Linked DNA regions of Homo sapiens: region 2 is linked to region 1. Evidence: read pairs that join two places in POLR2A ChIA-PET (ENCODE). Cell type or tissue: MCF 10A. All regions are shown on one strand. Each heading gives the region's core, and the rest is flanking DNA. Links, peaks and the distances in the headings are about the cores only.

Region 1 (5,393 bases), core at 225-5,224:
AGTGGACGAGGAAGAAATGTCCTACAGAACATTCCGATTTCATTAGACTGCTTTGGGGTCTGAGACTCAGTACTTTTAAAAACTCGCCAGAGCATTCTTATGTGCAATGAAGGTTAAGAGCCTCTGTTCTATACTGATGCATTGAAGGAGCTCTTGGGGTCAGGGACTCTACGAGGCCAGGACCAGAAGAGTGGGAAAGTCAATGGTGGGGCATCCACTTGGGCTTTCACTTCAAAGGGAAAAAACCCTCTTCCTTGTGATACTGCTCAAGCTCATTGTAAATAGTGTCCTGAATGTATGCTGGAAAAGGGAAAACATGCATGAGCTTCAGTCCAGGCTCTAATATTCCTGTTTTGTGACTTTAGACCAGTCACTTTATTTCTCTTGGGCTGCAGTTGTTTAAAATCTCGCAATGTGGAGATGACAATCTCTAGCACACGGGATTGGCATGAGGGTCAAACTAATACTACTACTATTAATAATAACTGCCATTCATTGCATTCTTATTCTGATTCTCAGGCACCCTCCAAGTGCTTTATGTGAATTATCTCATTTAACCCTTGCAAAATTCCATCTAAGGAAGATCTTATGAGGAAACACTGTGTTGAAAAGTCCTTTGTAATTAATAAAACCTTGTGAATGTATGATATCGTGCTCCACATAGTTTTGCAAAACTCCCTTACATATATATTGCCCAAGGGTATATAAATGAAAAGTAGAGACACTAAGATTTATGACTGGCTCTTTTAACACCAAGGTCATTGATCTTTCTACTATACTCCACTGGTTCCTGGATAATTGCAGATTATGTAATAGTATGTTTGAACTCAACTGTTCCTTAGTTCCTTGCTAGGAAAAATCTAATCCACCAAATCGGCTTCACCAAGATGCAAAGAAAGCTCAGAGTTTAAAATGTTTGATTTTATTCTATCATGAAGTATGGTTTCTGTATTCTGGCAGTGGGATGTATCTATTTTAAGGCTAAATGTCATTTCTTGGCATATGAAACAGTCATTTATTTATTCGGATGTGAAGTCCTTTAGATTTGCCAAGATAAGGACCAGTAGTCCTGAACTTGGGGATGCATTTCTTAACTGAGAAGCTCATAGTTCTGCTATTACAGCTACTGCTGCTTTCACCACATTTTAGAGGAGGCAGGCATTATAAAATGCCCTTTGATGAACATCTATGTAATTGAAGACTTAATACTCCCTCTGATTGTCACTAGTTCTCTTGCATTTAAATCCTGTTCTGTACAGTGAATTTGGCCTTGGTTCAGTTCACTTCATAGAGTGCCCCCAGGCCCCTCATTTATCTAGATGGCCCTGAGACTGGATTGTAGATTAGTACTACCTTTTGCTTTATTCTGTCTCTTGATTGTCTGTCTACCAGAAGGCAGGAACAAGGACTGGTTCTTCTATGTCATTGTATCTCTATAAAAGTTTTATTGAAACTGAAACTTATTTAAAATGCGTTTTATTTTTAAGTTACAGGTTTTATTTATTCTAGTTATTTCTGTCCTTGGTTTCAATGAGTGGACTGCCCCCTGGTGGACAAGAACTGTCAGCTCACATGAAAGTTAGCATGCTTTTGTAATTTCAGGCCATAGTCTGAATTATTTTTCTTCAATTAATATGAATTATATTCCATGAACAATAAGAATTGAATTCATAATATGTCAAATTCAATAAAAAAACAGAACTCTAAGATTCCTCCAGATATTCTTGGAATACCCTCAATTATGAGGACAGGGCCATAATCTTTGTACAGCAAATTTCCATTTTTCTAGAATGGCTGGGGAATTGTGAATTCTAATTCGGTTATCTTACAGTCGCTGATATAACTTACATAGGCTAATCATTTGCAAAGAATTAGTACACAGTGTGTAATGGAATACATGGACTGCTGAATGTCAATTTCAGTAGTACTTGACAATAATAGTGAACACTTACATAATACTAAGTACATCAGGTACTTAAGTTCATTTAATTTCCCCTTTTCTATGAATAGGTATGGTTACTATTGCTCTTGTGAAGATGAGGCAGCTGAGAACTGTCACACAGCTAGAAAATGATAGAGCTGGAATTTAAACCCAGGTCATGAGTTTCCAGAGAGCATGCACTTCAACCCTATGATAAATGGCCTTGCTTATGAGTTACAGAACATTTTAGGATGTCACAGGATCTCTCTTCTGAGCATTGCTGTTCACCAGTGTAGAAGTTGTAGGGGATTAGAATTAACCCTATGTCAGACCCAACCCCTTTCCCTTTCCACACCTTCCACTACCCTTATCACTGTGACACCTATCAGAGCATTGCACGTATTAAAGGTGCAGTAAATATCTCTTATCTATGAACTTGGATCATTCAAAGCCTTTTTTTTTCCCAGAAAACCTCAGCTCTCAGTTTATTTTTATTCATTTCTTTCTTACAAAATCATGGTGGATCCTACACAACCAAAATATGATTATTTAACTGTTTCGTTCAGGATAATATATAAGATTCTTCACACATGTTAGACTCATATGTGGCATATCCTGACCAAAGCAAGCTTTACCCAACTCAGTAAAGAAGACTATGTATCTGTTTTCATTCTTTTGAGAAAAAGTTTCTTGTTCATGCCAGATGAACCACATCTGCATTTCTGCATATAACATGTTAAAGGGTTTCTTTGACACTGGACTTAATGCAGGTCACTGCTATGGTTTGGATATGGTCTGTCCCTGCCAAAACTCATGTTGAAATTTGATCCCCAATTTCGCAGTGTTGGGAGGTGGGGCCTAGTGGGAGGTATTTAGGTCATAGGGGCAGATCTCTCATACATAGATTAATACTCTCCCCTGAGGAGGTGAGTGAGTCCTTCAGGGAATGGATTAGTTTCCCCAACAGTGGATTGTTAAAAAGCATATGACTTCCTCTGTTTCTCTCTCTTGCTTCCTCTCTTGCCATGCAGTCTCTTTGCACACATACCTGCTCCCCTTCCACTTGCCACAATGAGTTGAAGCAGCTTGAGACCCTCACCAGATACAGCTGCCCAATTTTGAACCTTCCAGCCACAAGAATCATGAATCAAATAAACCTCTTTTCTTTATAAATTATTCATCCTCAGGTATCCTGTTATAGCAACACAAAACAGACTAAGACAGGCACAAAAAATTTTATTGAAAACTGAACTCATAATCTAAGATGAGACCTTTACAACAAACTTGAATATCCTGTGAGTTTACCCTCTCAAAGGTGGCCGGGGAGCATGCCCAGCCCTGCAGTGCTCCTTTTCTGGGTGATCCATGCTGTTCTTGTCCCTAGCAGTTGAGATACTTGCTTCTAGTTTCAAGTCCTTATGGACTTCCTTACTCATCCAGAGCCTGGCTTGCTGGGGCTGCAGCTCTCTGACTCTCCCATCTGACTGCCAAGGTTAATTCATCATCTTTGCAAGAGGCAAACGCTCCCTTTTGATAGGAAGAGCCACTTCCTATTTGGAGAACCAAAATCAGATGTCCTGTTACACAGAAACATGGACTGTTGACATTGCCCATGCCACTTTGTTTAATCACTATGGCTGACACTGTGTGGGTTTCTGTGGCACACTGGTCAGCACACAGTAAGTAGTAATACGTTAAGTTGGCTGTTGAATGTACCTGGGAATACACCATGAGCCAGTTTTGTTTCTGTACAACCATTTTCCTGGGAATCAATGCAGCTCTTGGAAACTGCTTCAGGATAGTACATACAAGCACACACTGCAGCAATGTTTTTGAAGATATGAGAAGGAGGAAGATGTGCCAGTGGTTCAAGAAACATAACATGGTTTTAAAATACAGCCTAATGTGTTTAGTAACACAGGTGTGCTACTTTGTCTTAAAATTAAATATTAACATGGCCAGAAATCTTCCTGTTTATTCCTGCTTCTAATAAAGCTAACTTTATGTGGTGTTTGGTTGGTTTTAATAAATCTAGACCACAGAAAGAAAAACACTTCATCTGACAATACAACTTTAAAGCACCCTATTTTAGATACCTACAAAACGAAATTCTCATAATTATCAAGCTTCAACTATCAACATAATTAACATGGGCTTTAATTAAGTTTCTTTTTTTTTCCCCACTAAAAAAAGAAAAAGAAAACTTACCATCTGCATTCACCCAGAAGCACATGCATGGTTGAAATCAGACCGTCTGGGTGTTTTGGACACAAAAGAAACCTTTGACCACTCTGATTTGAGCATATGAGTGTCAAGAACCCCCAGAACAGAGCCAATCCAAAACGCGCTACAGTGTTTCTATTCAGAGGCCATCAATGTGCCTCTTTAACGGTTTTTCAGAATCCCAGGAAATTGTGATTACATGGCATTAGCTTTTCATTTTCTGAAGAATGGATGAAAAGCATGAAAGTCCTCTTGACAATGTGAAGAAAAGTATTTTTGGTTCTGGTATACTTCTGCTGTTTTCTGATAAACACTACACAGAAAATGCCTTTAAGATACCACACAATTATACATACAATTGTAGCTCAGTGGTGCCCGTGCTAGAGAGACTACAACCTTATCCAGGGAGAAAAAGACCCCCAAATGGCAATTGTTCTCAGTGAACAGTCACTTAGTCAAGGATGGTATTCATTCTAGCAATATCATGAATTTATTTTCCTTTCTCTGTGAGATGCTCTTATGTTACCATGGAAGTAATCTTAATTCAGCATTTTTTTGGGCAAGGTGGGGGTTGGCGGGGGTGATATTTCCAAGTAAATAACCGTAGGTTTTGACTGGAAATTTACTTCATTTGGCTGATTCTGTACTTGCTATATTGAAGAAGAAAGTACTTAATAGTCCATTGTGTGTACAAATTGTGAAAATAACATTGGTCTGGTTATATTACATGTGGACCAATAGTATTTACCAAATATCAATAAAAAGCACAAAGATTGGACCAGATTGTCAGTGGATTCTAAGAATATTTATGCAAACCCTAAGATTCCTGCAAGATTCAGGTAAGAAACCAAAGTAGAAATCATGGAATATTTTATGGCAAGATAAGGATTGAGGCTATCACCACTCACGCTATTATCCATTAACTGTATTGCAAGCTCATCAAATGATATTTAAGTCTCAGCAGAGACCTCAAAGGCTCTAAGCGTGTGCTTTTTGAATTTTAATGGTGTAAGAATTGCTTGGATAGGTGTTTATAAAAGATTCAGATTCTCAGATTTCCCTCAGAGATCATTTTATTATATCTAGAGTGGGGCCCAGAAGCCCGCATCTGAAAAAATATACCAGATGATTCTGCAGCAATGGTCTATGTCGCTGTGTCACCCAGGCTGGAGTGTAGTGGCATGCCCACAGCTCACTGCAGCCTTGACCTCCTGGGCTCAAGCAATCCTTCCACCTCAGCCTCCCAAGT
Region 2 (5,393 bases), core at 334-5,333, 50 kb after region 1:
TGCCCTCTCCTCCCCTTTTTTGTCTTTTAAGATACTGATAGTTTTCAAGAGTCCAGACATGTTTTGCAGCATATATAGGTACATCTAATATGTATATCTATATTATATATCAGGAAGCATTTTACATTGATTTATCCCATCATTGCAGAATTTGTTTGATTATTTGATTAAGGTGGTGTCCACCAGTTTCTCCATTGTAAAGATACCTTTTTTCCTTTCTAATTAAAAAGTGTTCTTTGGCATGATACTGTGACACTGTGTGAATATTGCTCCTCAACAATTTTTCACCCAAAGATCTAGTGATTTTTTTTTTTTTTTGCCTGATGGTTGGACAGTTTACTCTTAAAAAATGTATACCAATAGACTTTCTTAAACTTTTAAAATTGTATAATATACATAAGTGTGTACAAAATGAAACGCATAGCTCAATGATTTATTGCAGAATAAACAACCTGAACAAATAGATTTTAAGGAGAATGTTCTAAAACTAACTTTCAAGCTGTGGTGCCCAGTCATAATATTTGTTGAGAAACTGAGCACAGTAAGCTGGATTCATCCTTCACTTGATTACTGCTAATCATTTCAGTTTATTGGAGTCACAGTACGGTAAGTCTGGATTTAATGATAAATCAAAGTTGTATTTCATATTTCTGAAATTACCTACATGTGGGTTAAAAAGACATAAAATAAAACAGCCTGGAATTTTACAATGTACTTGGATTTTTCCCTCAAATTTTTTATATTTTTTTTTCAAAAGATAATGAAATTAAATTACATAGAGCAGTGTTTTTAGACTTCAGGTAGACCCATTAGTGAGTTGAGAAGTCAGTTTAGTGTAAACACCAGCTATTTTTAAAAAATTAAATAGAAAATGTCAAAATCCATTATATACAGTAGGGTAAATATTTGTGAAACTTTTGTTTATATATCCATGTATATGGATCTCAATGTTAAAATTACGAAGATCCTAGACAAAAAATGTAAAAGCCACTTTTGAATATAAGATACATTTTAATGAGAAAACACATTTTAAGATTCTGCTTTAGTGGTAATAGACATAAGTATTGGGGGGAAAGCAGCAAAGGAAAGATAGAATGGGAAAAAAATGGGGGAAGAAAATGGTATAGGAAAGTTTAATCTAGGACCACCGAAACTAGGGTAAGACTTGTGGGGGAACATGGAGGTGATAAAGAGAGTGGTGTAATCAGAGAGGCAGGTGGCCATTTAATACCTGTCAGCCACATTTTGAGCACCTAGAGTATGCCAGGCCCTTGTGCATGTAGGCAGATTACAAGGCGAATGAGTTTAGTTGTTACTACTATCATGGTTTTATATTTCTTCTTCAAAAGGTTTCTTTAATCCCAACTGGCTTTATGTGATGTTTTACTCAGCTCTGAGACCTACCTATTCGGATTTGAGATTTTTTGCTAAGAATAGGCATATGGATCTCTTGAGAGCAATTAGTTTTTGTTTAATGTTCTTTTAAAATAGATGAAGCCAATATTGCAAGTGTTAAAGGAACACAGACAATTGTAGTTGAATTTCTGTTAAGATTATTTTTTCTAATTAATTAGTCTTTGCATTTTTTTAAAATGTCAGCTGATATTTTTCTATTTATTTCTGTTTAAGTACTTCTTGTGCTTTCCACATGAAAACTATAAGGTGTTTGGACTTCTCATTAAGCATATACATGAAACATGTAATTGCCTTAGAGTTTTCACCTAATGATCTAAAAAAACAAATGGAGGAAGATTAAAATATTTTGAGTAGACATAAAAACCACACAGTCTTGATGCTTAAAAACATGATTTGCAGGCATAGCTTACAGTATTTTTCTTTTTAAATTTAGCAATTCATGATGACCAATAAACTGGACACGGCAATGTGGCTTTCTCGCTTGTTCACAGTTTACTGCTCTGCTCTGTTTGTTCTGCCTCTTCTTGGGTATGTATTATACATATTGCTGCCTTTGATATTCAATTGTTGAGTCAGTTTATATGGAGTGCCTTTTAGGTGTAAGACTTATTAACCTGTAAAGGGTTTAGGGACAAATAAAATACAAGTTCCAGCCTTCAGGTACTAACAACCTAATAACATTATCAGAGGAATATTTTATATCTTGTGCTTTGTGAAACTAACACATTGAAAATCCAAGGAAAAATTGATGTGTGGGAATGAGATAAGTTCATGTTTTTTTCATTTTTACTTATTACTTGACAGGAAGGTCCTGCTTTATAAAATTCAATTTTATAAATTGATTATAAGAAATTCAGTTGGGCATATATATGAAGTGAAGCTATTAAAACGGTAGAATAAGTTCATGTAATTTTTTTCTATTGACAAGTGATTTAGGTGTTGTGCAATTATGATGCAATTCACAAAGGAGGAAGAGACACTGCAGTTGTTTATGTCTCATGATAACCTCTCCTCTGGTAATTTGCAGGTTGCATGAAGCAGCAAGCTTTTACCAACGTGCTTTGCTGGCAAATGCTCTTACCAGTGCTCTGAGGCTGCATCAAAGATTACCACACTTCCAGTTAAGCAGAGCATTCCTGGCCCAGGCTTTGTTAGAGGACAGCTGCCACTACCTGTTGTATTCACTCATCTTTGTAAATTCCTATCCAGTTACAAGTATCCTTTTCTACCTTGTTAACAATGAAATTGCCAACTAAGCATATAGGAGATCTCTTCTGATTATTTCAGCAATGAAGGCATTCCATGAAGCCTGGGTTTGTTCTCGGCACTTCATTTGAATGAAGATATGTTTAGTGTAAGAATTTCTGACTTTAAAATGTGAAATCTAAACTTTGAAGAGCTGATTTAGGAATTTTAAACTATCTTTGTTCTTGCCTCTTGTAAGCTTCCCTATTAGAATGGATATTTTCAAATTCCCCTTCGAAGCACAACCTTACGCAGAACTTACTTTAATATTTACATTTTTTTCATTTAATTCACGTTTTTGGCAAAGTGTCCAGATGTCTTGCTTTAAAAAAGAGAGGTCCTCAGCTCTTTCCATCTTAACCCCAGTGAACTAGATACAAATGGAATTTAACCAAGAAACAACTTATTTAAGCAGGTAATGAGATAATCAATACAAAGAAATTAATATTTGCTGTGTATAGAGTAGAAAATAAGGACACACATGGATAATCCGTGAAGCTAATGAGAAATAATTCATTTGGAATTTGTATGTTTTCACATTTCAAAGGTGTGTTGTGGGATGATACTGGGTAGTCCATAAAGGAGGGGAAAAATGGGGAAGAGGTTCTATAGTGAACACTAGGTTAAACTTTCTTTTTTTTTTTTTTTTTTTTTTTTGAGACAGAGTCTTGCTCTGTTGCCCAGGCCACCTGCCTCTGCCTCCCAAAGTGCTGGGATTATAGGCGTGAGCCATCACGCCCAGCCAGGTCAAACATTTTTAAATAGGGTTCTTTACTATAGTGGCTTTGGTATTCTAACGTGTGTTGTGAAACTAAGAGAGTTAGTAGGGTTTTTTAAACTTAAATTTGTGGTTGTTTTTTTTCCTGTAGATTATCTCTGCAAATCATTTTGTGCATTGAGAAGTGCTGGTCTAAGAGCTTTTGAATATTTATGATACATCTGTATGTTATGTAAAGCACAATAAAATATTCCTCTGAGACTGAATATTACCTATTTAGATACCTATGCTCATGAAGTATCAAATTTTTAAATAGATTTTTATAAGTCTTAAGGAAAAGAAATAGGAGGAAACCGAAATTTCCTGAGCACCTATTTTGCCAGTATAAGAACTTGAATTTAGGCCAGGCGCGGTGGCTCACGTGCGGTGGCACTTTGGGAGGCTGAGGTGGGCGGATCATGAGGTCAGGAGATTGAGACCATCCTGGCTAATATGGCGAAACCCCATCTCTACTAAAAATACAAAAAATTAGCTGGGCATGGTGGCATGTGCCTGTAGTCCCAGCTGCTCGGGAGGCTGAGGCAGGAGAATCGTTTGAACCCTGGAGTGGAGGTTGCAGTGAACTGAGATTGTGCCACTGCACTCTAGCCTGGGCGACAGAGCGAGACTCCTTCTCAAAAAAAAAAAAAAAAAAAAAAAGAACTTGACATTTAATCTTTGTAGCACTCTGAAAAAAATTGTTGTGGTATATTTTTAATAAAGATGCTGATTTGCTGATTGTCAGTATTCACTTCCCACACATTGGCTAGTAAGTAGTAATGCTGAAAAAGTCTTTCTAACTTAAAAGCTCTACCTTATCTACAGTTAGTGGGTGAGTAATACTTAAGTATACATTAAAAATATTTCTTTCTGTATGTGGGTAAACCTGGTAATTTCATTTAAATATTCAGTATATGGAGATTCCCTTTAAATTACTCACTTCACTGAGATAATGTGGGTAGTTTGAAATGTAAGGATAAAATTTTTCCTGTTTCAATGCATGAGTCTGTAATGTCCCATCATAATTTGTATTGGTTTATTTTTAGGTAAAACTCATTAAATGATTACTATACTACAACTGTAAATGATAATCACATTTGTTTGGCATATTATTGGCTTGACCAGCCTCTGTTGATTGAAGTGCTTTGCAGTCACCAATGTTAAAATTCTAGCCTTTCTGAGCTATAACGGGAAGTTATGTAGAGATTTTTGGTCATGCCTTTTAGTAGCTTAAAATTTCTTTGGAGGGAGAAATAGAAATGACAGAAAATGTGTTTCAATGTAGGGTAAACTGAATACGTCAATAACTTTGGGAACAGTGCCTCACACAGATCAGGCACTCAGTAAGTTTTGTTGAGTGAATCCTGAGGTCTTGCCAAATGAGACTCATGACTGGTGAAGAAAACCTTTCTGCCTTTTTATACAGTTGGTTATTTGGTAGCCCCTCTTTCCTGGGAATGTTGAAGATTAAGGATTTCATATTCCTTAAATTCTTACAAAGGGAATGTAGTAAACAGTGGGAATAACATAAACTAGTAATTGGCAGCAAATGCTAATCTGATTATTAAAGTGATATGGTAATAAATAAAAGCGGGCCCAAAGTAATATTACAGATTTGCGTTCTGATCCTTCTTCTTATAAAAGTGATATTTTGTCCTTGCTTGATTAATAACAGATAGGGCATTTCACCTCTTATCTTTTCTAAATACATTGTATTAATAGTTTAAGAGTAATGTTGAAGACTAAGATTATGAATCTCTTACCAAGGATTTGTGAACTATAGAATGTTAGACATAAAAGACTCATTGGCAGTTTCTAGCTTTGATCTCTGCATACTCATTTGCCAGAGCATGAAACTTGACCTAGGAAAATTAGGTTAGTGACAGAGTCAGGAGTGGAACTCAGGTATCTTGACTCCCAATTCAGGGCTCTATTTTCACTACCTGACACTGCCCCTTTTATTGAATTCAGTCTG

Evidence for each region. ChIA-PET counts read pairs that join two places held together with the same protein. Peaks named below come from ENCODE experiments on the same cell type or tissue, not always from the same donor. Only the 100,000 strongest peaks of a DNase experiment are listed, where the experiment ranks them.
Region 2: POLR2A ChIA-PET joins it to region 1 with 19 read pairs; 6 of 35 experiments call an interaction of 5 or more read pairs at or near these places.

The regions. Positions count from the first base shown.
Region 1 is chr4:41,886,753-41,892,145 of GRCh38, forward strand. It overlaps LOC124900696 (a long non-coding RNA gene), which reads right to left and starts at 4,180. Exons shown (of 2, transcript XR_007058105.1): 1 at 4,130-4,180. In MCF 10A, for the core only: a CTCF peak has its summit at 1,562 (motif pointing left); DNase peaks (open chromatin) are centred at 1,529 and 2,759.
Region 2 is chr4:41,936,753-41,942,145 of GRCh38, forward strand. TMEM33 (transmembrane protein 33) reads left to right here. Exons shown (of 7, transcript NM_018126.3): 2 at 1,850-1,944; 3 at 2,444-2,631. Among named protein-coding and RNA genes, the nearest start is that of TMEM33, 4.0 kb to the left of the region's middle. In MCF 10A, for the core only: no CTCF peak of the experiment used is centred there; a DNase peak (open chromatin) is centred at 2,469.